Linked DNA regions of Mus musculus: region 1 is linked to region 2. A link is a loop called in an ENCODE intact Hi-C map of the cell type or tissue named here. Cell type or tissue: heart. All regions are shown on one strand. Links, peaks and the distances in the headings refer to the core of each region. The heading gives the core; the rest is flanking DNA. Region 1 holds the start of Magea5 (melanoma antigen, family A, 5). Region 2 holds the start of Magea8 (melanoma antigen, family A, 8).

Region 1 (15,775 bases), core at 4,083-12,082, 70 kb before region 2:
ATTGTTGGGCTGAATTTGACCTAATTTATGCTTGCAGGAAGGCACACAAGTAGTCAGACAGTCAGGCAAGAAGGCAGTCAGGCAGGGAGACACGCAGGCATGCAGGCAGGTTCTTGGAAGCCAGTTAATGTCACATAGATATTCAGACAACTTTATCTATAAGTCATTGCTTTTTATAAATGTCGTGCTGCAACACATATCACCTCTAGACAGAAAGGTGAGCCATTTTTCTCCATCTTCCTATAGACAAGGAAAATGTGAGTAAGTTTTGCTGCATTTGTACCTGGTTAACCTAGTACATTTGTTTTAAATCTATGAGAACTCCAGCTTCCTGAGGGACAAGCCCGAGCTCCTGGGGAATATTGAGAGGAACAAAGGAGAAAATGAGCTCAGGCATGCCAGTCACAATCTCAACTCACAAGTGATGAGGAGCTCTGGACTAGTACAAGTCAGATGAAGCTTTTACCTAATATACATTTCCAGTGCTGCATAATGCCAAGGAAAGTTGTATGTGGTCACTGCAGCAGTTTAACAACAAAAAGACACATGCAGGCAGCCTTTCCTAGGGGCCTCCTAGAGGCATCCTAGGGGTGAGGATGTGGAGAAAGAGGAACACTCCTCCATTGTTGGTGGGATTGCAAGCTTGTCCAACCACTCTGGAAATCAGTCTGGCAGTTCCTCAGAAAATTGGACAGAATACTACTGGAGGATCCTGCAATACCTCTCCTGGGCATATATCAGGAAGATGTCCCAACCGGTAAGAAGGAAACATGTTCCACTATGCTCATAGCAGACTTATTTATAATAGCCAGAAGCTGGAAAGAAATCAGATGCCCCTCAACAGAGGAATGGATACAGAAAATTTGGTACATTTACACAATGGAGTACTACTACTCAGCTATTAAAAGGAATGAATTTATGAAATTCCTAGGCAAATGTTTGGACCTGGAGGGCATCATCCTGAGTGAGGTAACACAATCAAATGATATGTACTCAGTGATAAGTGGATATTAGCCCAGAAACTTAGTATAACCAAGATATAAGATAAAATTTGCAAAACACATGAAACTGAAGAAGAACGAAGACCAAAGTGTGGACACTTTGCCCCTTCTTAGAATTGGAAACAATCACCCATGGAAGGAGTTACAGAGACAAAGTTTGGAGCTGAGACAAAAGGATGGACCATCTAGAGACTGCCATAGCCAGGGATCCATCCCATAACCCATCCCTTTCAGCGTTTGCTGAAAGGACCCTGATATAGCTGTCTCTTGTGAGACTATGCCGGGGGCCTAGCAAACACATAAGTGGATGCTCACAGTGAGCTATTGGATAGATCACAGGGCCCCCAATGGAGGAGCTAGAGAAAGTATCCAAGGAGCTAAAGAGATCTGCAACCCTGTAGGTGCAACAACATTATGAACTAACCAGTACCCCAGAGCTCTTGACTCTAGCTGCATATCTATCAAAAGATGGCCTAGTCGGCCATCAGTGGAAAGAGATGCCCATTGGATACGCAAACTTTATATGCCCCAGTACAGGGGAACACCAGGGCCAAAAAGTGGGAATGGGTGGTTAGATGAGTGGGGCGGGGAGGGTATGGGGGACTTTTGGGATAGCATTGGAAATGTAATTGAGGAAAATACGCAATAAAAAATGTTTTTAAAAAAATCAATATATTTTTTAGACAGGTAGAAATTTTAGTTTAGTTTGTTTTTCTGGATTTAATTTGTGAGCATGCTCTTTTAAGATATTGATCATACATTCATTTTTACATTATTATTTTATATCTTATGCAGGTAACAGAGCTTATTCCTGGGAATATGAGTATCATGGGGATTAAAAAGAAAACAAGAAATAAACAAAACAAAACAAAAATCAGACACAGAGACACAGGTACAGCAATTCCTGGATACATTGAACATGTGCATTCTGATGAATGAGAAACATATTTCACATATGTTTCCATTATTCTTTGGAAGTTCTTTGGGGATCAATCTCAGATTGCAGCCATCTCTGAAGAAGAAGCTTTGGCTGTGTGTTTTCAGATTCCTGACCAGATTTCCATTTGACCCAGAGGATATCTTTTTCTCTTCTCATGCTTCTCTGTATATATGGAACTAGTGTCCTTGGTATGATTCTGACCCCTTCAAACTAAACACATTCACTCAGAATTTAATCCAGTCTATACTTTCACCCAGGATTCCTTGACTTTCCACACTCATTTATAATAATTTCTCAACTAGAACATCAGCTCATTTCAAGATGTATGTGTGTGTGTGTATGTATGTATGTATGTATGTATGTATGTATGTATGTATGTTTCTATCTCTCTCTCTCTCTCTCTCTCTCTCTGTGTGTGTGTGTGTGTGTGTATTAGATGGATTCCTATTTGGATTTCAGTGGAAAACTAAAGGTGTACTGAAATGGCACACTAGAAAGAACTATCTTAAATAATTTAATTCTGCTCCAAAGTGCTGGGTTCAAATAACATAAATGAGCATCATTTACACATTCTCATACATACACAAGTTATTGGGGAAGTCTAAAATTCTTTATAATATTCCCAAAGCCTATTTTCATAGTCAAAGTTGCTCTGATCCAGAGGGAAGAATCCCAAAAGGTACAGTGGCTCTCCTGAGGTCAGTAAATCAGAAAACCTGGTGTAGTTATTGGAATTTGCTCTTACCCAAGACCTGTCCCTAGACTGCACTCATGGAACAATTTCTAGGATTTCCAGAGATACTGAAAGTAAGACCTAAAAGTTCAAATGTGAAGTTCCACAGAGGGTCCCCAAACACTATAGCTATACTCTTGTGAGAATCACTGGACCAAAACCGTCTGCTTCTATGAATTGGCCTGTGAGTCTTTACTCCTTCAATTCTATCGCCCTAATACAAAAGAACCTCCTCATATTCTTCATCAGTTCAGAACAGGGTAAAAGCTGCACAGTTTGCATGGTGATGGAGGAACTTGGAACAGAGTTTGGATGCTCTCATATGCAATGAGGGACCATAGACATCACAGGACAGGGTAAGGACAAGTATTATGGCAATGAGCCACCATTGTTCCTTCTCAGGGGACTATGTCTTTAGCACAACTTCTTGGTTTCTGGGAAATGCAGACTCATATGATCATTTTAGTGTGCATGCAATGCAGGGTGTGTGTTTTGGGAAGGGATAACAGGATCCACAGGCTCAGACATATAAGCTAGACATATATCCTTTTGTTGTCCTGAGGCAAATGCAAGTCTACTCAGTGTAATAGGCCTGCGCTCCATTTTTCATATGGAAGGAGATGGGAGACTTAGGTTTGGCTAAAGAATTTCCTTGTGTTTAGCAAAACCCTCAGTGTTAAACTGGGTATATGAGTCCCTGCCCAGTCATTTATGCCTCATGACATGGTGGCCTAAGGTACGTTTTATGAGGTTCTTGAGATTTGAGCAACCTGTGCTCTGAATTGTGATGTCCAGCACCTGTCCAGACTTTGGTATCTGGGGTCTTTGTGTACTGGACACCATGTCATGTGACTCCTAGAATGGATGTTGCCTTGTCCTGCCAGTTGAGGAGAGAATTTGGGGCTCACTCTGAAATGTTTTAGGACAGATGATCCCCCGTATAATACAGCTTCATCCTTTGGCCTGCCTAGCTCTCTGTCGGTCACCCTTGTGGGAAAGTTCCCTGCTTCTTCATTCTGGAGACTATCTAATTTTGCTATCATTTAGACCTTTGCTTGAGGAAAGGCAATGGAGTACTTGGCTGTGTCAAAAGGCTGGTAAGAGTGGACTGGGGAAGCCTTGGTTAGGTCTGAGAACCAAAAATACTATAGTTTAAATGATGTAACCTGCATCAAAGAGGAGCACCCTCCTGGGAATCAGCTCCTACCCCTCTTCATCTAAGACTTGGTCCTAAGGAAACATTTCCCAGGTTTGCAGAAATGCAGGAGCATGTGGGATTTTTATTCTGGTTGAAAGTTGAGGAGTGGGTATTTTAAGCTAAACCCAGGATCCTAGAGGCTCAGATAATTAAGCGAGTTTTGTATCATTTTGGGATCCTGAAAGAAACGGTGATTTTATTACTGGAAAGTTCTTGGGTTCTAGTGTCGATATTGGCGGACAGGGGAGCGAGGGGCCTTTTTTTTGCGGTTCCCTGACTTGAAGGGATGCCTCAGTGAGAACTTGGGTATATGATTCCCTCCCTATCATACATCTGGGGACATGGAGGACTCCGGAACGTTTTGTGAGCGTCCTGAGTTTAACGGAACCTCTGTGCTGACCTGTTGTACAGAGCACTTCGGAAGCCACTCATATCCGGCTTCCTTTGGACTCTGCGCCATTTTGTTCTGGAGCGTCCTGGAAGGGAGGTCTCCCCGCCGTGCCAGTTGAGGTAAGAATTTCGGGCTCACTATGAAACCTTTAAGGACTGGAAGGTCACCATTTAGCCTGCCTAGCTCCCAGTCCACTAACCTTGTTGGAAGTAGCTCCTTAGCCCTCGAAGTTAGGGACTGTCTAAAGGTGCGGTCTTCAAGCATTCATGAGGAAAAGATATGGAACAATTGGCCGTTTAAAATGAGAGGCTAAGGGTGGACTGTGGAAGCATTTGTTGTGTCAGAGTGACCCTGATAATGTGGTATTAATGATATACCCTCATAAAAAGTGAGAATGTGTCCCTACCCCCACTTTATCTGGGGACTCTATCCCTATGGACCAATTCTGCGGTTTCTAGAAATGCAAGAGCGTGTGATATTTTTATTCTAATTGAAAGTTGAGGAGTGGGTTGTTTGAGCTGGATCCAGGATCCACCGGCCCAGACATTTATGCTAGGTTTGTAACCATTTCAATCCTGAAGCATAAGCAAGCCCACTTACTGGAAAAGAGCATGATCGGCAGTTTCCATATCTGAGGACTTTGGAGGCTGAGGACTGTTTTTGAGGTTCTCTGAGTTCAGTAGAGTCCTTAGGACTGACAAGGTGGAATGAGACCTCTCACAACCATCTATATGTGGTGTTATGGGGGACTCAGGAACCTTTTGTGAGGTAGAAATTTAAGGAAACCTCTGTGCTGACTTGTGATACAGAGAGCACCTTGCCAGCCAATCGTATCTGGAGACTTTGTGGACTTGAACTAGGCACCATTTTGGGAGAAGCCGAGATGGGAGATCTCTCTGCAGTGCCAGTTTAGGTGAGAATTTCGGGCTCACTCTGAACCCTTTCAGGATAGATGATCCCCCAAATAATGCAGCTTCATCTCTTTTGGCCTTGCTAGCTCCCAGTGGGGTAACCTTGTGGGAATGAGCTCTTACTCCTAGATTCTAAAGTGTTTCTAAAGTTGCCGTTTCAAATGTTCCAGGAGAGAAAGCAGATACAATATTTGGAGGAGTTAGCCCAGTATGTGAGGGTATACTGTGGAAGAGCTGCTTGGGCGAGAGAGTCCCACATACTGTAGTTTTTATAATTTTCCTGCACCGAACTAGGGTAGGAATTTTAGGAATGAGCCCCCGTTCTTCCCTGTCTATGGATAATGTCCTTTAGGACCATGTCAGAGGTTCCCAGAAATGTGGGATGTATGAGATTTTTCATCTGGATAAAGGCAGGGGAGTTGGTTGTTTGTGGTGGATCCAAGATCCCCAGGCCCAGACAATTAAGTTAGATTTGTTTCCTTTTGGCTTGCTGAAGCATAAGAGGGTTACTTAAAAGAAAGTTCCTGGGCCCCAGTTTCCATATCAGAGGCCCTGGAAGTCTGGGGGCACTTTTTGTGGTTCCTTGATATTAAAGGGTGCTTCAGAGCTGACTTGGTGGAATTAGACCCTCTCCAGAAATCTATAGCTATTGATATTGAGGTCTCTGGACCTTTTTGGGAATTTCCTTAAGTTAACCAAAATCTCTGTGCTTACTCCAGATATAGAGGGCTGAACCTTCCACTCAGATCCAGGGACATTGTGGACTCAGCACCATTTGAGAGAGTCTTGGAAAGGAGTTCGCCTTGCCTTGCCATTTGAGGTAAGAATGTATGGCTCACTTTGAAACCTTCATGGCTCTTCAAATAATAGAGTCTTGTCCCTTTGATCTCCCTTGCTCCCACTGGGGTACCTTGTAGCAATGAGTACCTTATTCCATGATTTTGGAGATTAAATTATTACATGGTTTTCAAACATTCTGTGAGGTGTAGCTGTGGAATAACTGGCTATGTCTAAGAGTCTCTAAAGGTGTGCTATGGAATCTCTGGTAGGGTCAGGAGAGCACCATACACTATAGCTTTAATGAGCTTACCTACACCAAATGGGAAGCTGTGTGGGAATAAGATCCTTCTAGTTGGGCGGGTAGGGAAGTGGGCGGGAGGGTATGGAGGACTTTTGGGATAGCATTGGAAATGTAATTGAGGAAAAGACATAATAAAAAAAAAGGATCCTTCTAGTCTCTCTCAGAGGACTCTGTTCTCAGGCTCCATTTGCCGGGTTCCTAGAAATGCTGGACCATGTGATATTTTCACTGTGTATAAAAATGGAGAAATCGATTGTTGAAACTGTTACTAGGATCCACAAGCACAGATAATTTGGTAGATATATTTTCTTTAGTGGTCCTGAAGCATAAGAGAGCACACTTACTGAAAAGAGCCTGGTCCCCAGTTGCCATATCTGAGAACTAGGCAGGCTGAGGACTCTTTTTTGAGGTTCTTTGAGTTTAATAGATGCCTTAGGACTGATTTGGTGCAAAGAGTTGCCCCACCAACAGCCATCTATATCTGGTTACAAGTAGGTTTCAGGACTGTTTTGTGGTGTCCCTGAGTTAAATGAAAGCTTTGCGATGACTTGTGATATAGAGCCCCTTGCAAGCCTTTTGTCTCTTGTACATTTGTGGATTTGGTACCATTTTGTGACACCCCAGGAAGGGAGATTACCTAGCTGTGTTTCATGAGGTAAGTATTTCAAGCTGAATCCAAAACTTTTCACACATATGGTTCCCCTGAGAAAATATTACTTTCTTCCCATGATTTTTTTTTTTTGGAATAGAGACACCCCCTATTGTTAGCATAGCTCCAAGTAGAGCTCACCTGTAGGATTGAGCCCTTTGCTCCATAATATCTGAGGACTAACTACAGTCACTATTTTATGATGTTCTGTGAAAGAAGGAGGTTGAATAATACCCTGGGTGAAATGAGCTCCCAGGAAATACTGGGAAAACTCTGCTTGACAAGAAATGACCCAACCATCTTTAGGATGGCAAATGTGAACTGTATCAAACAGGGGCCATCTATTGAAAAAAACCCCTTCCCGCTTGCTCTCTGGGGACTCTGGCCATAGGCACCATTTCAGAAATCAGGTTTTGTCAGTCATTTTAATATAAAGATGGGAGATGAGTGTGGGTTTTGGGAAGCTGGATTCTAGATGGTTCTTCTCCGACTGTTACCTTGAAACATTTTCAGAGGCTTGCACCAAGTGGGAGGAGATTTTTGGGGATTGAGCCTGTATCCAAGCTTCCAGATCTTTATATAGAGAGTTCCAAGACTTAGTACTATCTTGTGAGAATCCTTGTAGCAAGAAAGCCATACCATGCTTTCTGAGTCTAGGTGATAACTTAGGGCAGTTAAAAGGTCTCCATCTGGATTTAAGGACAAATTGTAATGCAGATTTCACCCTTCAGTTGGCATTGCATTGAGTATAACATGCTTGTTGGCATGAGGTCCTTGGTGGTTCCCCCTTTGTGCACCATGAACAGGAGCATTTTCATGAACTTCTTAGAAAGAGGCTTACATCACTTTCAGGGTGGAAGCTAGATCTGAGAGGAGACTATAAGAGCTCCAATGCAGAGAAAGGGTCACATAACATTATAACTTTGCACTAAACATGGCCTCAGATGCAGGAATCATCCTGTGGTCACTGTCAAAGACACAGAGGAGCAATTTTTAATAGTTACATCAGCCCACTTGGTAACTTCACATGCAGGCTGTGTATCCTGTCTATAACTGGGTTACTAAGGCCCCTGGCAGGCTAGAACCTGTGTTCTCAAATATTGGGTCAAAACCTTTTTGGGGTTACATTCAGATGCCCTTCGTATCACATATATTCACTGTGATTCATATAGTTGCAAAATGATAGTTATGGAGTAGCCGCCAAGACAATTTTTGGTTTGAGTTCACCAGCAGAGGAGGAATTGTGTTAAAAGTCCCAGCATTAGGAAAGTTAATATATAGTGATCAACAGGGTATGCAGATGGTAATTCAGTGGGCCCATTTGTAGGAATGAGCCTCTCTCCTTCCCTCCCCTGGGAATCATTGTCTTGGGGCATTTTAAGAAGATTGCAGAGAGGAGTATGCTTGTCAGTCAAGCAGTGATCTGTCAGTTGATTGCAGAATCCTCATCCAGGAGTGAAAGTGCCAGATTACATTGTATCCTTTTGTGAGTCTTTCAGCAAAACCAGGTTGGTTTGCAGGAGTGAGTTTCTCCATCTGCAAGAGGTAACTTGGAGGACTCCAATTTCCTGCCATTCCTCGCAGTTAGAGAACACTTGAGTCCTCATTTAGGGGGAAGAGTCCCTCCCTATACTGCCACATTCACATCCAGGTGCTCAGTGGGTGCTATAACAATGTTTTCAAATTCTGGAGGGGTGATACAAGCTTTCAGAGTCCAGACAATTATATAGTAGACTGTAAAGCCCCTTTCATAATAGGGGGTCTCCAGTTAAAGCAGCTTCAGCTCTGCTGTCTAGGAGACACCAAAGAGTGGGCCCTTGTAGTTATTGCATTCTTCCCCAGTCTGGTTCCCAGGATTTCTCCCAATATAGATGCCATTTTTAGAGCCTCTTGTTTGAGGAAGGACTTGGTCCATTTCTGACTCAAGTGTAATCTGCTGGTGGACTGCAGATGCTCTAGAGCATAGGACATCCTCCATTTAACAATGTTTTACTAACCTGAAGCCCAGCAGGAACTCTTATGTGTGGTCCTGTTCACATTCCCCACCATTCCATCTATATGTAAGGACTTGCATGACAGAGAATATTTTTTTTCTGTAGCATGAAGGTTGCCTTACTGTCAGAGCTTATGGTGTTCAGGATGGCCTAAAGAGCATCCTTTCTGGATAAGCTTTCCACAAATAATATGGAAAGAGTCCTGTAGCTTTAACAAAAACAGGAAAGTGCGAGTTCATGTGTCCTGGTAGGTCTTGCTTGTAATCTGTGTGAGAAGGGTGAATTGTAGATGAATTCATCTTCACATTTATGGGATCCATCTGCAACATATGGGGAGACATGTTGTAGGAATTAGCCATTTTTGTTTTTTTTTCCTATTTTAATGTAGTGTATTGAGATAGAGAGATAGTTCAGTGGTTATCAGTACTTGTTGTTCCTGTAGGTTCAATTCCCTGCCACAAATGTTGCTTCATAACTCCAGTTCCAGGGCATCTGGCCTTATTTACTGACTTGTATGTGCACCAGTAATATATGTGTTGTGCTTAAATAAACATTCAGTCACACATCCATGTACATTAAGTAAAAAGAATTCTGGTGGTTATCTGGAGACAGAGGAGGAGCTGAGCCATGCATGATGCCAAGGTGACAGCTATGGTTTGAGTTCTGAAGACCTGTTCCAGATTTAGTCACCCCAAATTGAACCAGTTCTACTTATTTAGCCCCAAGTTCATTAAGTAGGAACAATCAAGAGTACTGGGCTCCAAGTTAGACAACATCTTCAGCATAAAGTGGGGTATGTAAGTCCCACCCTTAGCTGTGGAGCTCTATATAATTTATAGCCCCATAGGAGAGAGTTTGCTTTCCTTACATGGGCAGTGTCTGGTTAGTTTATCATGCTTCACTGGATGGCCACAGGTCCAAGTGCATTCAGGCATTATCAATTTGACTCCATGGGTTAAAAAACACGAGATTGCAAGTATTGGTAAGAATAGAAGTGGGTGGAACTTGGAGGACTTGGGAGAATTTGGGACATAAAACCATGCCTGGAATGTTGGTAAGGTAGAGTATTTCAGGACCCAGAGACTCAGTGGGCACACCTGACACTTAGGTGACTCCTAGCTCCCTACCTTACTCCTGAAATGGAAATTGTGCCCTGCTTCTCACATCATGGAGACATGACCCGTGGCCACATAGGCTTAAAACAGAGTTCTCTATGCTAATGAGGTAATTAGAGTCCTGGAAGACTCAGAAAATAAGCTTCCCTTCACAGACATTCCACCCTGAACAGATGTTTATTTTCAGGAACACCATGAGATGTGTAGTATTGTTTTGAGCATACATTTTCCTACATGACAATAAGCAGTTTGCAACCACAGACTGTTTCTTTTCACCATGATATGCTGTGGGGCCTTAGGCTACAGAGTCACATCCTAATCTCCCTTTGAATGTTTCCCTGTTCTTTAAGCCACAATCGCCACCAAGCCAAGTACAATCTAGGCAATACCTATCATCCTTGCTTGTTCAAGCCACTACTCCCCATTTCCCCCAGCCCTGGGCAAGATGCAGCCCTAGTTTGCAGTACTCTGACTCCATTCCCTGCTCTTCTGCAATGGCCAAGGTTGCCTGGATGTCCAAGAGACTGAGAACCCCAAAGCCCTGACCTCTTCACAGGCCTGGAACCCCTATGGCTTTCCCACATCTCAGACTTTTTCTTTCTCACCTAAAGAACAGTGCTCAATGCTTCAGTATTACCCAGCATTTGCCCTGCTGGAACCATGGGATAAGCACAATAAAACTCCCCACAATTCACCTCTGTAAGCAGCCATGCCCAGTTGTGGATCAGAAGAAGGCCCAGAACCTAACAGGAGGGATTTTGAATATAATTAAAAGGCAATGTATGAAATGATCCAAATTTTAAGAAAATATTCTTAAAATACCATTTGGCACTCTGAACACTCCACACAGACCCTTGGAACCAAGGTGAGAGTTTATGCTTAGTCTGAGGAGTCTCAAATCAGTGCTTCTCCATTGTCCAATCTACACCTAACAGGATGGGGTGCATCCATAGGGGTAAGGATCTGTCCTTCAGTGGGACTCTGTCTTATATACATTTTTGGAGCAATTGAAGTAGATAGGGTCCAGGATCCATGAACTTCCAGGGTAACACACTGTAGGTAAAGGGAAGAGAATCCCCATTAGATAATTCAGCTGCATCACAATAATTGGAATTGCAATACAGGCGTCCAGGGTAGAAAACAGATTGGCCTACTGTGACCTCAGTAGGTATAAGTTCAGAAGTTTTCTTTTTTTTTTCTTCTGATGTCCATGTTAATGAAGTCTAGGATACATCCCTAGTCAAGGCAAAAATCTAGGGTTCACTGTATACAGTTCACTTCAAATAATCCATAAATAAAAACTTTCTTGAGATTCCTAGGTATGTGGGTGTTGTGACTGCTTGTCTGTTATGATTAAAGATTTTTTTCTGAGATTTATATAGGAGGCGAAGTCATTGATTCTCGGTGTGATGTCAAGTTGGCAGAGGGAGCCACTTAGGTGGACAGAGAGCAGAGTCCCAGGATTATGTGTGTCTCATACATGTACTTCTGGGGACTGTATGTGTCTAAGGCTGAAAAAGAAGGGACTGTGCTGCCTGGTCATATTCTGAGTCTAACACTCAGAGGCATTAAGTGGCAAGCTTAGTTGTACCTTGGACAGGAAGGCAGCAGTCTTTGGAGAGACGAGGTCTTTTTGTCATCTGCACATAAAGGAAGGTATAAGGAAAAAGTCAGATAAATAAATCCCAGTTGGTCTTAGGAAATCCCATATTAGACCAGATGAGTGCAGGACATGTGAACAATCCACATTAACACATCCAGATGGACATGGATTTGGCACTTTCTCAGATGTCATGAGACCAGAGTGGGTAGCCATATTTAAAAACAAGGGTCCCAGGGTCATGAGAGTTCAGGTAGTATCCTCGAATGTATGAGTTAAGGAAAACTCTGTTATGGGCCCAACAAACACTTGCACTTCCCTGATCTTCACAGTGCTGGGTGGGGAGGTCTTGCTATCCATCCTATCTTTTTTTCAGGTCCCTGGTATCAAAGAGCTGAAACCCTGGTAAAGCAGAGTTTGACTAGAGTCATCAGAGGGAAGATCTCAGGAGTGTCAGGACTGAAGGTGAGGACTGAAGATGTCCTACATTTAAACAAATGGGAAATGTCCCACACCTGGCCTGCTGTAAGCTGTGTAGAAATCAAAGGCCATAGATAACTTCCCTCACCTCTTTCCTCTTTATAACAGACATAGGCTCCTGACTAAAAGAAACTAGCCTCAGATCATCAGTTGAAGCAGTACAGTACTTGTCTTTTATCAAGGAGAGTGTTTGGCAGGTCTGACAATTCAGGATACATGAAAACCATTAAATTGTCTCATTTCTTGTAATTTAGTTTGAACAGGTATAGCCAGGTATGAAACGATCTTAATACCCTTTATTAATTTCTAGAAAGTTGGACATGTAAGAGTTTGCTACAGGCCAGCAAAAGGGCAGTGTCCAGTCATTGACAGAAAAACACAAGGTCCCAAAATGATCAGTGAAGACACCATTCACTTTAGGTAGTGTTACCCCAGGCCCCCCAAGCCAGGTCATCTCTCCCTTTGTTTTAAGACTAGGGACTAAGTTAGCAACTAGCTGTTTGCAGCTATGGGATGGTGGCAGCATCTCTTATAATGATTGCAAAGTGGAACACATGAAAATCATCCTCTGCATTAGAGCCCTCACCTTTTTACAAGGTCAAAACTGTGTAGTCTCAGAACTTACAGGGATGCCTATACTGCTATTTCATATCAGTGGAGCCAACAACTGAGAATACTGACTCTCCACAATACCTAGTGTCAAATATTCCCATGGTACCCTGTGATTATCTGTTCTGTGACCTGGCTGCACTCCAAATGGCAGGGTAACTTCCTGTTTCAGGCGTTCAGATTCCAGGATTGCTTAGAGTCCTGTGACCCTAAAACACTCCCCTGGAGCTCTCAAGTATCATGGCATTTTGAATGTTGTGGGACATGGTCTGCCTTAAGAATCCACTCACCCTCTTTTCTTTCTTCATCAGGCCTGTGTGTCCTCCCTGCTGTGATTGGAACACTATCCTGCCTACTGTTACCTAGGACAGTCACAATGGCTGATTTCCATAACACCCAATACTGCAACCTCCAAGAGAGTGCTCAGGCCCAACAGGAATTAGACAATGACCAGGAGACCATGGAGACATCCGAGGAGGAGGAAGATACCACCACCTCAAATAAAGTGTATGGGAGTGGAATACCAAGTCCTCCCCAGAGTCCTCAGAGAGCCTACTCTCCCTGTGTGGCACTGGCCTCCATCCCTGATAGCCCATCTGAGGAAGCTTCCATCAAAGGATCAGAGGGCCTGGAAGACCCACTTTATTTGTTGCACAATGCACAGAACACAAAGGTGTATGACTTGGTGGACTTTCTGGTTTTAAAATACCAAATGAAGGCATTCACTACCAAAGCAGAAATGTTGGAAAGTATTGGTAGAGAGTATGAGGAGTACTACCCTCTGATCTTTAGTGAGGCCTCTGAGTGCTTGAAGATGGTCTTTGGCCTTGACATGGTAGAAATAGACCCCTCTGTCCATTCCTATATCCTTGTCACTGCCCTGGGGATCACCTATGATGGGATGATGACTGATGTTCAGGGTATGCCCAAGACAGGTATCCTCATAGCTGTACTGAGTGTCATTTTCATGAAGGGAAACTATGTCAGTGAGGAGATTATCTGGGAAATGCTGAATAACATAGGGTTGTATGGTGGGAGGAATCCTTACATACATAAAGACCCCAGGAAGCTCATCTCTGAGGAGTTTGTGCAGGAAGGGTACCTGGAATACAGGCAGGTGCCCAATAGTGATCCTCCTAGCTATGGGTTCCTGTGGGGCCCAAGGGCTTTTGCAGAAACCAGCAAAATGAAAGTCTTACAGTTTTTTGCCAGCATTAATAAGACTCATCCCAGAGCCTACCCTGAAAAGTATGCAGAGGCTTTGCAAGATGAGATAGACAGGACCAAGGCCTGGATCTTGAACAGATGCTCCAACTCCTCTGACCTGCTCACATTCTAGTGTAGTGGCATTTCCCTTCTAACTCCAGGTCATAGTCACTGATTCCATTGCTGTACCCTCATTGGACAGCTGGGTGGAGGAGAGCATAACACATTCAATTTTCGCTTTGTTTGGGTGACTTAAGGATTCTCTGTAGCTCAAAATGTTAATAATCGTAGTATAAGGTCCAATAGTTTTAGTTTTAAGTGCATGCAGTGTTGTTTTTCTAGGTTAGCTGAATGCCATTTTTTTTTTAAATAAATGGGAATGACTTCTCTATTAATTTGTAAAATGTCTCAAGATACTAGCGACACTGAAATTGTAATTTTCTGGGGAATGGAAAAAATGTGAATGTTTTAAAAAAACAAAAATAAAAGATTTTTCACCATCTCAAACTGTTTAGTTTCTTTTTGTGTTTAACAAATTAAAATTAAAACTGAAAACAGTAAATCTCATTTGTAACACTAAAATCTGCACTGGTTCCCCATTCATACTAAAGTCCTCTGTTAACAGTGGGTCATTGGCAGACTCTAGGTCTATATTTTCCTATAGATAAGAGGGTAGAGCTGAAGCCAGAGTCAATAAATTATCTATATAGGATGAGAGCATGATCCTCATACCTTCCAAAAATTTAGAGTTTTTTTTTTAATATTTTCTATTACGTATTTTCCTCAATTACATTTCCAATGTTCTCCCAAAAGTCCCCCATACCCTCCCCCCCCAACTTCCCTAACCACACATTCCCATTTTTTGGCCCTGGCGTTCCCCTGTACTGGGGCATATAAATTTTGTGTGTCCAATGGGCCTCTCTTTCCAGTGATGGCCGACTAGGCCATCTTTTGATACATATGCAGCTATAGTCAAGAGCTCCGGGGTACTGGTTAGTTCACAATGTTGTTCCACCTATAGGGTTGCAGATCCCTTTAGCTCCTTGGTTACTTTCTCTAGCTTCTCCATTGGGGGCCCTGTGATCCATCCATTAGCTGATTGTGAGCATCCACTTCTGTGTTTGCTAGGCCTAGGCCTAGTCTCACAAGAGACAGCTACATCTGGGTCCTTTCAGCAAAATCTTGCTAGTGTATGCAATGGTGTCAGCGTTTGGAAGCTGATTATTGTGTGGATCCCTGGATATGGCAGTCTCTCAATGGTCCATTCTTTCGTCACAGCTCCAAATTTGTCTCTGTAACTCCTTTCATGGGTGTTTTGTTCCCAATTCTAGGAAGTGGCACAATGTCCCCACTTTGGTCTTCATTCTTCTTGAATTTCATGCATTTAGCAAATTGTTTCATAGCTTGAGTATCCTAAGTTTTGGGCTAATATCCACTTATTAGTGAGTACATATTGTGTGAGTTCCTTTGTGAATGTGTTACCTCGCTTAGGATGATGCCCTCCAGGTCCATCCATTTGCCTAGCAATTTCATAAATTCATTCTTTTTAATAGCTGAGTAGTACTCCATTGTGTAAATATACCACATTTTCTGTATCCATTCCTCTATTGAGGGGCATCTGGGTTCTTTCCAGCTTCTGGCTATTATAAATAAGGCTGTTATGAACATAGTGGAGCATGTGTCCTTCTTACCGGTTGGGACATCTTCTGGATATATGCCCAGGAGAGGTATTGCAGGATCCTCTGGTAGTACTATGTCCAATTTTCTGAGGAACTGCCAGACTGATTTCCACAGTGGTTGGACAAGCTTGCAATCCCACCAACAATGGAGGAGTGTTCCTCTTTCTCCACATCCTCACCAGCATCTG
Region 2 (15,775 bases), core at 3,289-11,288:
CAGGGGACTATGTCTTTAGCACAACTTCTTGGTTTCTGGGAAATGCAGACTCATATGATCATTTTAGTGTGCATGCAATGCAGGGTGTGTGTTTTGGGAAGGGATAACAGGATCCACAGGCTCAGACATATAAGTTAGACATATATCCTTTTGTTGTCCTGAGGCAAATGCAAGTCTACTCAGTGTAATAGGCCTGCGCTCCATTTTTCATATGGAAGGAGAAGGGAGACTTAGGTTTGGCAAATGAATTTCCTTGTGTTTAGCAAAACCCTCAGTGTTAAACTGGGTATATGAGTCCCTGCCCAGTCATTTATGCCTCATGACATGGTGGCCTAAGGTACGTTTTGTGAGGTTCCTGAGATTTGAGCAACCTGTGCTCTGAATTGTGATGTCCAGCACCTCTCCAGACTTTGGTATCTGGGGTCTTTGTGTACTGGACACCATGTCATGTGACTCCTAGAATGGATGTTGCCTTGTCCTGCCAGTTGAGGAGAGAAATTGGGGCTCACTCTGAAATGTTTTAGGACAGATGATCCCCCGTATAATACAGCTTCATCCTTTGGCCTGCCTAGCTCTCTGTCGGTCACCCTTGTGGGAAAGTTCCCTGCTTCTTCATTCTGGAGACTATCTAATTTAGCTATCATTTAGACCTTTGCTTGAGGAATGGCAATGGAGTAGTTGGCTGTGTCAAAAGGCTGGTAAGAGTGGACTGGGGAAGCCTTGGTTAGGTCTGAGAACCAAAAACACTATACTTTAAATGATGTATCCTGCATCAAAGAGGAGCACCCTCCTGGGAATCAGCTCCTACCCCTCTTCATCTAAGACCCGGTCCTAAGGAAACATATCCCAGGTTTGCAGAAATGCAGGAGCATGTGGGATTTTTATACTGGTTGAAAGTTGAGAAGTGGGTATTTTAAGCTGAATCCAGGATCCTAGAGGCTCAGACAATTAAGCGAGTTTTGTATCATTTTGGGATCCTGAATGAAATGGTGATCACATTACTGGAAAGTGCTTGGGTTCTAGTGTTGATATTGCCAGACAGGGGAGCGAGGGGACTGTTTTTTGCGGTTCTCTGACTTGAAAGGATGCCTCAGTGAGAACTTGTGTATATGATTCCCTCCCTATCTTATATCTGGGGACATGGAGGTCTCCGGAACCTTTTGTGAGCGTCCTGAGTTTAACGGAACCTCTGTGCTGACCTGTGGTACAGAGCACTTCGGAAGCCACTCATATCCGGCTTCCTTTGGACTCTGCGCCATTTTGTTCTGGAGCGTCCTGGAAGGGAGGTCTCCCCGCTGTGCCAGTTGAGGTAAGAATTTCGGGCTCACTATGAAACCTTTAAGGACTGGAAGGTCACCATTTAGCCTGCCTAGCTCCCAGTCCACTAACCTTGTTGGAAGTAGCTCCTTAGCCCTCGAAGGTAGGGACTGTCTAAAGGTGCGGTCTTCAAGCATTCCTGAGGAAAAGATATGGAACAATTGTCCGTTTAAAATGAGAGGCTAAGGATGGACTGTGGAAGCATTTTTTGTGTCAGAGTGACCCTGATAATTTGGTATTAATGATATACCCTCATAAAAAGTGAGAATGTGTCCCTACCCCCACTTTATCTAGGGACTCTATCCCTATGGACCAATTCTGCGGTTTCTAGAAATGCAAGAGCATGTGATATTTTTATTTTAACTGAAATTTGAGGAGTGGTTTGTTTGAGCTGGATCCAGGATCCACCGGTCCAGATATTTATGCTAGGCTTGTACCCATTTCAATCCTGAAGCATAAGCGAGCCCACTTACTGGAAAGAGCCTGATCTGCAGTTTCCATATCTGAGGACTAGGGAGGCTGAGGTCCGTTTTTGAGGTTCTCTGAGTTCAGTAGAGGCCTTAGGACTGACAAGGTGGAATGAGACCTCTCACAGCCATCTATATGTGGTGATATGGGGGACTCAGGAACCTATTGTGAGGTACCTTAAATTTAAGGAAACCTCTGTGCTGACTTGTGATACAGAGAGCACCTTGCCAGCCAATCGTATCTGGAGACTTTGTGGACTCGAACTAGGCGCCATTTTGGGAGAAGCCGAGATGGGAGATCGCTCTGCAGTGCCAGTTTAGGTGAGAATTTCGGGCTCACTCTGAACCCTTTCAGGATAGATGATCCCCCAAATAATGCAGCTTCATCTCTTTTGGCCTTGCTAGCTCCCAGTGGGGTAACCTTGTGGGAATGAGCTCTTACTCCTAGATTCTAAAGTGTTTCTAAAGTTGCCGTTTCAAATGTTCCAGGAGAGAAAGCAGATACAATATTTGGAGGAGTTAGCCCAGTATGTGAGGGTGTACTGTGGACGAGCTGCTTGGGCGAGAGAGTCCCACATACTGTAGTTTTTATAATTTTCCTGCACCGAACTAGGGTAGGAATTTTAGGAATGAGCCCCCGTTCTTCCCTGTCTATGGATAATGTCCTTTAGGACCATGTCAGAGGTTCCCAGAAATGTGGGATGTATGAGATTTTTCATCTGGATAAAGGCAGGGGAGTTGGTTGTTTGTGGTGGATCCAAGATCCCCAGGCCCAGACAATTAAGTTAGATTTGTTTCCTTTTGGCTCGCTGAAGCATAAGGGGGTTACTTAAAAGAAAGTTCCTGGGCCCCAGTTTCCATATCAGAGGCCCTGGAAGTCTGGGGGCACTTTTTGTGGTTCCTTGATATTAAAGGGTGCTTCAGAGCTGACTTGGTGGAATTAGACCCTCTCCAGAAATCTATAGCTAGTGACATTGAGGTCTCTGGACCTTTTTGGGAATTTCCTTAAGTTTACCAAAATCTCTTGCTTACTCCAGATATAGAGGCTGAACCTTCCACTCAGATCCAGGGACATTGTGGACTCAGCACCATTTGAGAGAGTCTTGGAAAGGAGTTCGCCTTGCCTTGCCATTTGAGGTAAGAATTTATGGCTCACTTTGAAACCTTGGTGGCTCTTCATATAATAGAGTCTTGTCCCTTTGATCTCCCTTGCTCCCACTGGGTTACCTTGTAGCAATGAGTACCTTATTCCATGATTTTGGAGATTAAATTATTACGTGGTTTTCAAAATTCTGTGAGGTGTAGTGGAATACCTGGCTATGTCTAAGAGTCTCTAAAGGTGTGCTATGGAATCTCTGGTAGTGTCAGGAGAGCACCATACACTATAGCTTTAATGAGCTTACCTACACCAAATGGGAAGCTGTGTGGGAATAAGATCCTTCTAGTTGGGCGGGTAGGAAAGTGGGCGGGAGGGTATGGAGGACTTTTGGGATAGCATTGGAAATGTAATTGCGGAAAATACGTAATAAAAAAAAAAGATCCTTCTAGTATCTCTCAGAGGACTCTGTTCTCAGGCTCCATTTGCCGGGTTCTTAGTAATGCTGGACCATGTGATATTTTCACTGTGTATAAAAATGGAGAAATCGATTGTTGAAACTGTTACTAGGATCCACAAGCACAGATAATTTGGTAGATATATTTTCTTTAGTGGTCCTGAAGCATAAGAGAGCACACTTACTGAAAAGAGCCTGGTCTCCAGTTGTCATATCTGAGAACTAGGCAGGCTGAGGACTCTTTTTTGAGGTTCTTTGAGTTTAATAGATGCCTTAGGACTGATTTGGTGCAAAGAGTCTACCCACAAATAGCCATCTATATCTGGTTACAAGTAGGTTTCAGGAATGTTTTGTGGTGTCCCTGAGTTAAATGAAAACTTTGCGATGACTTGTGATACAGAGCCCCTTGCAAGCCTTTTGTCTCTTGTACATTTGTGGATTTGGTACCATTTTGTGACACCCCAGGAAGGGAGATTACCTAGCTGTGTTTCATGAGGTAAGTATTTCAAGCTGAATCCAAAACTTTTCACACATATGGTTCCCCTGAGAAAATATTACTTTCTTCCCAGGATTTTTTTTTTTTTTTGGAATAGAGAAACCCCCTATTGTTAGCATAGCTCCAAGTAGAGCTCACCTGTAGGATTGAGCCCTTTGCTCCATAACATCTGAGGACTAACTACAGTCACTATTTTATGATGTTCTTTGAAAGAAGGAGGTTGAATAATACCCTGGGTGAAATGAGCTCCCAGGAAATACTGGGAAAACTCTGCTTGACAAGAAATGACCCAACCATCTTTAGGATGGCAAATGTGAACTGTATCAAACAGGGGCCATCTATTGAAAAAAAACCCTTCCCGATTGCTCTCTGGGGACTCTGGCCATAGGCACCATTTCAGAAATCAGGGTTTGTCAGTCATTTTAATATAAAGATGGGAGATGAGTGTGGGTTTTGGGAAGCTGGATTCTAGATGGTTCTTCTCCAACTGTTTCCTTGTATCATTTTCAGAGGCTTGCACCAAGTGGGAGGAGATTTGTGGGGATTGAGCCTGTATCCAAGCTTCCAGATCTTTATATAGAGAGTTCCAAGACTTAGCACCATCTTGTGAGAATCCTTGGAGCAAGAAAGCCATACCATGCTTTCGGAGTCTAGGTGATAGCTTAGGGCAGTTAAAAGGTCTCCATCAGGATTCAAGGACAAATTGTAATGCAGATTTCACCCTTCAGTTGGCATTGCATTGAGTATAACATGCTTGTTGGCATGAGGTTCTTGCTGGTTCCCCCTTTGTGCACCATGAACAGGAGCATTTTCATGAACTTCTTAGAAAGAGGCTTACATCACGTTCAGAGTGGAAGCTAGACCTGAGAGGAGACTATAAGAGCTCCAATGCAGAGAAAGGGTCACATAACATTATAACTTTGCACTAAACATGGCCTCAGATGCAGGAATCATCCTGTGGTCACTGTCAAAGACACAGAGGAGCAATTTTTAATAGTTACATCAGCCCACTTGGTAACTTCACATGCAGGCTGTATATCCTGCCTATAGGTGAATTACTAAGGCCCCTGGCAGGCTAGAACCTGTGTTCTGAACTTTTGTGTCATAACCAATTTGGGGTTACATATCATATGCCCTACCTATCACATATATTCATTATGATTCATATAGTTGCAAAATTATAGTTATGGAATAGCCTCCAAGGCAAGTTTTGGCTTGGGTTCACCACCAGATGAGGAATTGTGTTAAAAGTCCCAGCTTTAGGAAAGTTAATAAATAGTGATCAACAGGGTATTCAGTGGGCCCATTTGTAGGAATGAGCCTCTCTCCTTCCCTCCCCTGGGAATCATTGTCTTGGAGCATTTTAAGAAGATTGCAAAGAGGAGTATGCTTGTCAGTCAAGCAGTGATCTGTCAGTTGATTGCAGAAGCCTCATCCAGGAGAGAAAGTGCCAGATTACATTGTATCCTTTTGAGAGTCTTTCAGCAAAACCAGGTTGGTTTGCAGGAGTGAGGTTCTCTATCTGCAAGAGGTAACTTGGAGGACTCCAAACAATTTCCTGCCATTCCTTGTAGTTAGAGAACACTTGAGTCTTCAATCAGGGGGAAAAGTCCCTCCCTATACTGCCACATTCACATCCAGGTGCTCAGTGGGTGCTATAACAATGTTTTCAAATTCTGGAAGGGTGATACAAGCTTTCAGAGTCCAGATGATTATATAGTAGACTATAAAGCCCCTATCATAAGAGGGGGTCTCCAATTAAAGCAGCTTCAGCTCTGCTGTCTAGGAGACACCAAAGAGTGGGCCCTTGTAGTTATTGCATTCTTCCCCAGTCTGGTTCCCAGGATTTCTCAAAATATAGATGCCATTTTTAGAGCTTCCTGGTTGAGGAAGTACTTGGTCCATTTCTGACTCAAGTGTAATCTGCTGGTGGACTACAGATGCTCTAGAGTATAGGACATCCTCCATTTAATCTTGTTTCACTAACCTGATTCCCAGCAGGAACTCTTATGTGTGGTCCTGTTCACATTCCCCACCATTCCATCTATATGTAAGGACTTGCATGACAGAGAATATTTTCTTTCTGTAGCATGAATGTTGCCTTACTGTCAGAGTTTATGGTGTTCAGGATGGCCTAAAGAGCATCCTTTCTGGATAAGCTTTCCACAAATAATATGGAAAGAGTCCTGTAGCTTTAACAAAAATAGGAAAGTGGGAGTTCATGTGTCCTGGTACGTCTTGCTTGTAATCTGTGTGAGAAGTAAGGGTGAATTGTAGATGAATTCATCTTCACATTTATGGGATCCATCTGCAACATGTGGGGAGACATGTTGTAGGAATTAGACATTTTTTTTCCTATTTTAATGTAGTGTATTGAGATAGAGAGATAGTTCAGTGGTTATCAGTACTTGTTGTTCCTGTAGGTTCAATTCCCTGCCACAAATGTTGCTTCATAACTCCAGTTCCAGGGCATCTGGCCTTATTTACTGACTTGTGTGTGCACCAGTAATATATGTGTTGTGCTTAAGTAAACATTCCGTCACACATTCATGTACATTAAGTAAAAAGAATTCTGGTGGTCATCTGGAGACAGAGGAGGAGGTGAGCCATGCATGATGCCAAGGTGACAGCTATGGTTTGACTTCTGAAGACCTGTTCCAGATTTAGTCACCCCAAATTGAACCAGTTCTACCTATTTAGCCCCAAGTTCATTAAGTAGGAACAATCAAGAGTACTGGGCTCCAAGTTAGACAACATCTTCAGCATAAATTGGGGTATGTAAGTCCCACCCCTAGCTGTGGAGCTCTATATAATTTATAGCCCCATAGGAGAGAGTTTGCTTTCCTTACATGGGCAGTGTCTGGTTAGTTTATCATGCTTCACTGGATGGCCACAGGTCCAAGTGCATTCAGGCATTATCAATTTGACTCCATGGGTTAAAAAACATGAGAGTGCAAGTATTGGTAAGAATAGAAGTGGGTGGAACTTGGAGGACTTGGGAGAATTTGGGACATAAAACCATGCCTGGAATGTTGGTAAGGTAGAGCATTTCAGGACCCAGAGACTCAGTGGGCACACCTGACACTTAGGTGACTCCTAGCTCCCTACCTTACTCCTGAAATGGAAATTGTGCCCTGCTTCTCACATCATGGAGACATGACCTGTGGCCACATAGGCTTAAAACAGAGTTCTCTATGCTAATGAGGTAATTAGAGTCCTGGAAGACTCAGACAATAAGCTTCCCTTCACAGACATTCCACCCTGAACAGATGTTTATTTTCAGGAACACCATGAGATGTGTAGTATTGTTTTGAGCATACATTTTCCTACATGACAATAAGCAGTTTGCAACTACAGACTGTTTCTTTTCACCATGATATGCTGTGGGGCCTTAGGCTACAGAGTCACATCCTAATCTCCCTTTGAATGTTTCCCTGTTCTTTAAGCCACAATCGCCACCAAGCCAAGTACAGTCTAGGCAAGACCTATCATCCTTGCTTGTTCAAGCCACTACTCCCCATTTCCCCCAGCCCTGGGCAAGATGCAGCCCTAGTTTGCAGTACTCTGACTCCATTCCCTGCTCTTCTGCAATGGCCAAGGTTGCCTGGATGTCCAAGAGACTGAGAACCCCAAAGCCCTGACCTCTTCACAGGCCTGGAACCCCTGTGGCTTTCCCACATCTCAGACTTTTTCTTTCTCACCTAAAGAACAGTGCTCAATGCTTCAGTATTACCCAGCATTTGCCCTGCTGGAACCATGGGATAAGCACAATAAAACTCCCCACATTTCCCCTCTGTAAGCAGCCATGCCCAGTTGTGGATCAGAAGGAGGCTCAGAACCTAACAGGAGGGATGTTGAATATAATTAAAAGGCAATGTATGAAATGATCCGAATTTTAAGAAAATATTCTTAAAATATCATTTGGCACTCTGAACACTCCACACAGACCCTTGGAATCAAGGTGAGAGTTTATGCTTAGTCTGAGGAGTCTCAAAACAGTGCTTCTTCATTGTCCATTCTGCACGTGACAGGGTGGGGTGCATCCATAGGGGTAAGGATCTGTCCTTCAGGGGGACTCTGTCTTATATACATTTTTGGAGCAATTGAAGTAGATAGGGTCCAGGATCCATGAACTTCCAGGGTAACACACTGTAGGTAAAGGGAAGAGAATCCCCATTAGATAATTCAGCTGCATCACAATAATTGGAATTGCAAGACAGGCGTCCAGGGTAGACAACAGATTGGCCTACTGTGACCTCAGTAGGTATAATTTCAGAAGTTTTTTTGTTTTTCTTCTGATGTCTATGTTAATGAAGTCTAGGATACATCCCTAGTTAAGGCAAAAATCTAGGGTTCACTGTGTGCAGCTCACTTCAAATAATCCATGAATAAAAACTTTCTTGAGATTCCTAGGTATGTGGGTGCTGTGACTGCTTGTCTGTTATGAGTAACGATTTTTTTCTGAGATTTATATAGGAGGCGAAGTCATTGATTCTTGGTGTGATGTCAAGGTGGCAGAGGGAACCACTTAGGAGGACAGAGAGCAGAGTCCCAGGATTATGTGTGTCTCATACATGTACTTCTGTGGACTGTATGTGTCTAAGGCTGAAAAAGAAGGGACTGTGCTGCCTGGTCATATTCTGAGTCTAACACTCAGAGGCGTTAAGTGGCAAGCTTAGTTGTACCTTGGACAGGAAGGCAGCAGTCTTTGGAGAGACGAGATCTTTTTGACATCTGCACATAAAGGAAGGTATAAGGAAAAAGTCAGATGAATAAATCCCAGTTGGTCTTAGGAAATCCCATATCAGGCTAGATGAGTGCAGGTCATGTGAACAATCCACATTAACACATCCAGATGGACATGGATTTGGCACTTTCTCAGATGTCATGAGTATAGAGTGGGTAGCTATATTTAAAAACAAGGGTCCCAGGGTCATGAGATTTCAGGTAGTATCCTCGAATGTATGAGTTAAGGAAAACTCTGTTATGGGCCCAACAAACACTTGTCACTTCCCTGATCCACTCAGTGCTGGGTGGGGAGGTCTTGCTAACCATCCTATCTTGTTTACAGGTCCCTGGTATCAAGGAGCTGAAATCCTGGTAAAGCAGAGTTTAACTAGAGTCATCAGAGGGAAGATCTCAGGAGTGTCAGGACTGAAGGTGAGGACTGAAGATGTCCTGCATTTCAAAAAATGGGAAATGTCCCACACATGGCCTGCTGTAGGCTGTGAAGAAACCAAGGTCCATAGATAACTTCCCTCACCTCTTTCCACTTTATAACAGAAATAGGCTCGTGACTAAAAGAAACTAGCCTCAGATCATCAGGTGAAGCAGTACAGTACTTGTCTTTGATGAAGGAGATTGTTCTGCATGTCTGACAATTCAGGACACATGAAAAGCATTAAATTGTCTCATTTCTTGTAATTTAGTTTGAACAGGTATAGTCAGGTATGAAATGATCTTAATACCCTTTATTAATTTCTAGAGAGGTGGACATGTAAGAGTTTGCTACAGGCCAGCAAAAGGGCAGTGTAAAGTCAATGACAGAAAAACACAAGGGCCCAAAATGTTAAGTGAAGACACCATTCACTTTAAGTAGTGTTACCACATGTCCCCCAAAGCAGGTCATCTCTCCCCTTGTTTTAAGACTAGGGATTAAGTTAGCAACTAGCTCTTTGCAGCTATGGGATGGTGGCAGCATCTCTTATAATGATTGTAACGTGGAACACATGAAAATCATCCTCTGCATTAGAGCCCTCACCTTTTTACAAGGTCAAAACTGTGTATCTCAAGAACTTACAGGGATGCCTATACTGCTATTTCATATCAGTGGAGCCAACAACTGAGAATCCAGACTCTCCACAATACCTGGTGTCAAATATTCCCATGGTACCCTGTGATTATCTGTTCTGTGTTCTGGCTGCCCTCCAAATGGCAGGATAACTTCCTGTTTCAGGCTTTCAGATTCCAGGATTGCTTAGTGTCCTGTGACCTTAAAACACTCCCCCAGAGCTCTCAAGTATCATGACATTTTGAATGCTGTGGGACATGGTCTGCCTTAAGAATCCACTCACCCTCTTTTCTTTCTCCATCAGTCCTGTGTGTCCTCCCTGCTGTGATTGGAACACTATCCTGCCTACTGTTACCTAGGACAGTCACAATGGCTGACTCCCATAACATCCAATACTGCAACCTCCAAGAGAGTGCTCAGGCCCAACAGGAATTAGACAATGACCAGGAGACCATGGTGACATCACAGGAGGAGGAAGTTACCACCACCTCAAATAAAGTGTATGGTAGTGGAATACCAAGTCCTCCCCAGAGTCCTCAGAGAGCCTACTCTCCCTGTGTGGCACTGGCCTCCATCCCTGATAGCCCATCTGAGGAAGCTTCCATCAAAGGATCAGAGGGCCTGGAAGACCCACTTTATTTGTTGCACAATGCACAGAACACAAAGGTGTATGACTTGGTGGACTTTCTGGTTTTAAACTATGAAATGAAGGCATTTCCTACCAAAGCAGAAATGTTGGAAAGTATTGGTAGAGAGTATGAGGAGTACTACCCTCTGATCTTTAGTGAGGCCTCTGAGTGCTTGAAGATGGTCTTTGGCCTTGACATGGTAGAAGTGGACCCCTTTGTCCACTCCTATATGCTTGTCACTGCCCTGGGGATCACCTATGATGGCATGATGACTGATGTCCAGGGTATGCCCAAGACAGGTATCCTCATAGCTGTACTGAGTGTCATTTTCATGAAGGGAAACTATGTCAGTGAGGAGATTATCTGGGAAATGCTGAATAACATAGGATTGTGTGGTGGGAGGAATCCTTACATACATAAAGACCCCAGGAAGCTCATCTCTGAGGAGTTTGTGCAGGAAGGGTACCTGGAATACAGGCAGGTGCCCAATAGTGATCCTCCTAGCTATGGGTTCCTGTGGGGCCCAAGGGCTTTTGCAGAAACCAGCAAAATGAAAGTCTTACAGTTTTTTGCCAGCATTAATAAGACTCATCCCAGAGCCTACCCTGAAAAGTATGCAGAGGCATTGCAAGATGAGATAGACAGGACCAAGGCGTGGATCTTGAACAGATGCTCCAACTTCTCTGACCTGCTTACATTCTAGTGTACTGGCATTTCCCTTCTAACCCCAGGTCAGACAGAGTCACTGATTCCATTGCTGTACCCTCATTGGATAGCTGGGTGGAAGAGAGCATAACACATTCAATTTTCACTCTGTTTGGGTGACTTGAGGATTCTCTGTAGCTCAAAATGTTAATAATAGTAGTATAAGGTCCAATAGTTTTAGTTTTAAGTGCATGCAGTGTTGTTTTTCCAGGTTAGCTGAATGTCATTTTTTTTGAAAATAAATGGGAATGACTTCTCTATTATTTTGTAAAATGTCTCAAGATACTAGAGACACTGAAACTGTAACTTTCTGGGCAATGGAAAAAATGTGAATGTTTAAAAAAAAACAAGAATAAAAGAATTTTCATCATCTCAAACTCTTTAGTTTCTTGTTGTGTTTAACAAATTAAAATTAAACCTGAAAACAGTAAATCTCATTTGTAACACTAAACTCTGCACTGGTTCCCCTTTCATACTAAAGTCCTCTGTTAGCAGTGGGTCATTGGCAGAAGCTAGGTCTATATTTTCCTATAGATAAGAGGGTAGAGTTGAAGCCAGAGTCAATAAATTATCTATATAGGATGAGAGCATGATCCTGAGATCTTCCAAAAATTTAGAGTTTTTTTAAATATTTTCTATTACGTATTTTCCTCAATTACATTTCCAATACTCTCCCAAAAGTCCCCCATACCCTCCCCCATATTTCCCTACCCACCCATTCCCATTTTTTGGCCCTGGCATTCCCCTGTACTGGGGCATATAAAGTTTGTGTGTCCAATGGGCCTCTCTTTCCAGTGATGGCCGACTAGGCCATCTTTTGATACATATGCAGCTATAGTCAAGAGCTCCGGGGTACTGGTTATTTCATAATGCTGTTCCACCTATAGGGTTGCAGATCCCTTTAGCTCCTTGGGTACTTTCTCTAGCTCTTCCATTGGGAGCCCTGTGATCCATCCAATAGCTCACTGTGAGCATCCACTTCTGTGTTTGCTAGGCCGGGGCATAGTCTCACAAGAGACAGCTATATCTGGGTCCTTTCAGCAAAATCTTGCTAGTGTATGCAATGGTGTCAGCGTTTGGAGGCTGATTATGGGATGGAACCCCGGGTATGGCAGTCCCAAGATGGTCCATCCTTTGGTCACAGCTCCAAACTTTGTCTCTGTAACTCCTTCCATGGGTGTTTTGTTCACAATTCTAGGAAGTGGCACAGTGTCCCCACTTTGGTCTTCATTCTTCTTGAGTTTCATGCCTTTAGCAAATTGTATCAAAACTTGGGTATCTTAAGTTTTGGGCTAATATCCACTTATCAGTGAGTACATATTGTGTGAGTTCCTTTGTGATTGTGTTACCTCACTGAGGATGATGCCCAACAGGTCCATCCATTTGCCTAGCAATTTCATAAATTCATTCTTTTTAATAGCTGAGTAGTACTCCATTGTGTAAATGTACCACATATTCTGTATCCATTCCTCTGTTGAGGGGCATCTGAGTTTTTTCCAGCTTCTGGCTATTATAAATAAGGCTGTTATGAACATAGTCGAGCATGTGTCCTTCTTACTTGTTGGGACATCTTCTGGATATATGCCCAGGAGAGGTATTGCTGGATCCTCCGGTAGCACTATGTCCAATTTTCTGAGGAACTGCCAGACTGATTTCCAGAGTGGTTGTACAAGCTTGCAATTCCATCAGCAATGGAGAAGTGTTCCTCTTTCTCCACATCCTCACCAGCATCTGCTGTCACCTGAATTTTTGATCTTAGTCATTCTGACTGGTGTGAGATGGAATCTCAGGTTTGTTTTGATTTGCATTTCCCTGATGATTAAGAATGTTGATCATCTTTTCAGCTTGCTTCTCTGCTTTTCGGTATTCCTCAGGTGAGAATTCTTTGTTCATTTCTGAGCCCCATTTTTAATGGGGTTATTTGATTTTCTGGAGTCCACCTTCTTGAGTTCTTTATATTAATTGGATATTAGTCCCCTAACTAATTTAGGACAGGTGAAGATCCTTTCCCAATCTGTTGGTGGTCTTTTTTCTTATTGACGGTGTCTTTTGCCTTGCAGAAGCTTTGCAGTTTCATGAGGTCCCATTTGTCAATTCTCGATCTTACTGCACAAGCCATTGCTGTTCTATTCAGGAATTTTTCCCCTGTGCTCATATCTTCAAGGCTTTCCCCCACTTTCTCCTTTATAAGTTTCAGTGTCTCTGGTTTTATGTGAAGTTCCTTGATCCAATTAGATTTGACCTTAATACAAGGAGATAGGAATGGATCCATTTGCATTCTTCTACATGATAACAACCTGTTGTGCCAGCACCATTTGTTGAAAATGCTATCTTTCTTCCACTGGATGGTTTTAGCTCCCTTGTTGAAGACCAAGTGACCATAGGTGTGTGGGTTCATTTCTGGGTCTTCAATTCTATTCCATTGGTCTACTTGTCTGTCACTCTACCAGTACCATGCAGTTATTATCACAATTGCTCTGTAGTACAGATTTAGGTCAGGCATGGTGATTCCACCAGAGGTTCTTTTATCCTTGATAAGAGATTTTGCTATCCTAGGTTTTTTGGTATTCCAGATGAATTTGCAGATTGCTCTTTCTAATTCATTGAAGAATTGAGTTGGAATTTTAATGGGGATTGCATTGAATCTGTAGATTGCATTTGGCATGATAGCCATTTTTACAATGTTGATCCTGCCAATCCATGAGCATGGGAGATCTTTCCATCTTCTGAGATCTTCTTTAATTTCTTTCTTCAGAGACTTGAAGTTTTTATCATACAGATATTTCACTTCCTTAGAGTCACGCCAAAATATTTTATATTATTTGTGACTATTGAGAAGGTTGTTATTTCCCTAATTTCTTTCTCAGCCTGTTTATTCTTGGTGTAGAGAAAGGCCATTGACTTGTTTGAGTTAATTTTATATCCAGCTACTTCACTGAAGCTGTTTATCAGGTTTAGGAGTTCTCAGGTGGAATTTTTAGGGTCACTTATATATACTATCATATCATCTGTAAAAAGTAATATTTTGACTTCATCTTTTCCAAATTGTATCGCCTTGATCTCCTTTTGTTGTTGAATTGCTCTGCCTAGAACTTCAAGTACAATGTTGAATTGGTATGGAGAGAGTGGACAGTCGTGTCTACTCCCTGATTTTAGTGGGATTGCTTCAAGCTCCTCACAATTTACTTTGATGTTGGCTACTGGTTTGCTGTAGATTGCTTTTATCATGCTTAGGTATGGGTCTTGAATTCCTGATCTTTCCAAGACTTTTATCATGAATGGGTGTTGGATCTTGTCGAATGCTTTTTCTGAATCTAACGAGATGGTAATGTGGTTTTTGTCTTTGAGTTTGTTTATGTAATGTTTTACATTGATAGATTTCCATATATTAAACCATCCCTGCATCCCTGGAATGAAACCTACTTGGTCAGGATTGATGATTGCTTTAATGTTTTCTTGGATTTGGTTAGCAAGAGTTTTATTGAGGATTTTTGCATCTATATTCATAAGGGAAATTGGTCTGAAGTTCTCTATCTTTGTTGGATCTTTCTGTGGTTTAGGTATCAGAGTAACTGTGGCTTCATAGAATGAGTTGGGCAGAGTTCCTTCTACGTCTATTTTGTGGAATAATTTGTGCAGAACTGGAATTAGATCGTCTTTGAAGGTCTGGTAGAACTCTGCACTAAACCCATCTGGTCCTGGGCTTTTCTTGGCTGGGAGACTATTAATGATTGCTTCTATTTCTTTAGGGGATATGAGACTGTTTCGACCGTTAACTTGATCCTGACTTAACTTTGGTACCTGGTATCTGTCTAGAAATTTGTCCATTTCGTCCAGGTTTTCCAGTTTTGTTGAGTATAGCCTTTTGTAGAAGGATCTGATGGTGTTTTGGATTTCTTCAGGATCTGTTGTTATGTCTCCCTTTTCATTAGTGATTTTGTTAATTAGGATGCTGTCCCTGTGCCCTCTAGTGAGTCTAGCTAAGGGTTTATCTATCTTGTTGATTTTCTCAAAGAACCAACTCTGAGTGTGGTTAATTCTTTGAATAGTTCTTTTTGTTTCCACTTGGTTGATTTCACCCCTGAGTTTGATTATTTCCTGCAGTCTACCCCTCTTGGGTGAATTTTCTTCCTTTTTTTCTAGGGCTTTTAGATGTGTTGTCAGGCTGCTAATGTGTGCTCTCCAGTTTCTTTTTGGAGGCACTCAGGGCTATGAGTTTTCCTCTTAGAAATGCTTTCGTTGTGTCCCATAAGTTTGGGTATGTTGTGGCTTTATTTTCATTAAACTCTAAAAAGTCTTTAATTTCTTTCTTTATTCCTTCCTTGACCAAGGTATCATTGAGAAGAGTGTTGTTCAGTTTCCACGTGAATGTTGGCTTTCCATTATTTATGTTGTTATTGAAGATCAGCCTTAGTCCATGGTGGTCTGATAGGATGCATGGGACAATTTCAATATTTTTGTATCTGTTAAGGCCTGTTTTGTGACCAATCATATGGTGAATTTTGGAGAAGGTCCCGTGAGGTGTTGAGAAGAAGGTATATCCTTTTGTCTTAGGATAAAATGTTCTGTAGATATCTGTTAAGTCTATTTGTTTCATAACTTCTGTTAGATTCACTGTGTCCCTGTTTAGTTCCTGTTTCCACGAACTGTCCATTGATGAATGTGGTGTGTTGAAGTCTCCCACTATTATTGTGTGAGGTGCAATGTGTGCTTTGAGCTTTACTAAAGTGTCTTTAATGAATGTGGCTGCCCTTGCATTTGGAGCATAGATATTCAGAATTGAGAGTTCCTCTTAGAGGATTTTACCTTTGATGAGT

What was found. Peaks named below come from ENCODE experiments on the same cell type or tissue, not always from the same donor. Only the 100,000 strongest peaks of a DNase experiment are listed, where the experiment ranks them.
Region 1: a loop joins it to region 2, with 15 times the contacts of the local background. A loop is called at or near these places in 19 of 42 quality-filtered maps.

The regions. Positions count from the first base shown.
Region 1 is chrX:155,051,698-155,067,472 of GRCm38, reverse strand. Magea5 (melanoma antigen, family A, 5) reads left to right here and starts at 5,920. Exons shown (of 3, transcript NM_020018.1): 1 at 5,920-5,994; 2 at 11,990-12,078; 3 at 13,014-14,412. The coding sequence starts at 13,079. The coding sequence ends at 14,041. In heart, for the core only: no CTCF peak of the experiment used is centred there; no DNase peak of the experiment used is centred there.
Region 2 is chrX:154,981,330-154,997,104 of GRCm38, reverse strand. Magea8 (melanoma antigen, family A, 8) reads left to right here and starts at 1,255. Exons shown (of 4, transcript NM_020020.4): 1 at 1,255-1,309; 2 at 2,822-2,921; 3 at 8,905-8,993; 4 at 9,929-11,330. The coding sequence starts at 9,994. The coding sequence ends at 10,956. In heart, for the core only: no CTCF peak of the experiment used is centred there; no DNase peak of the experiment used is centred there.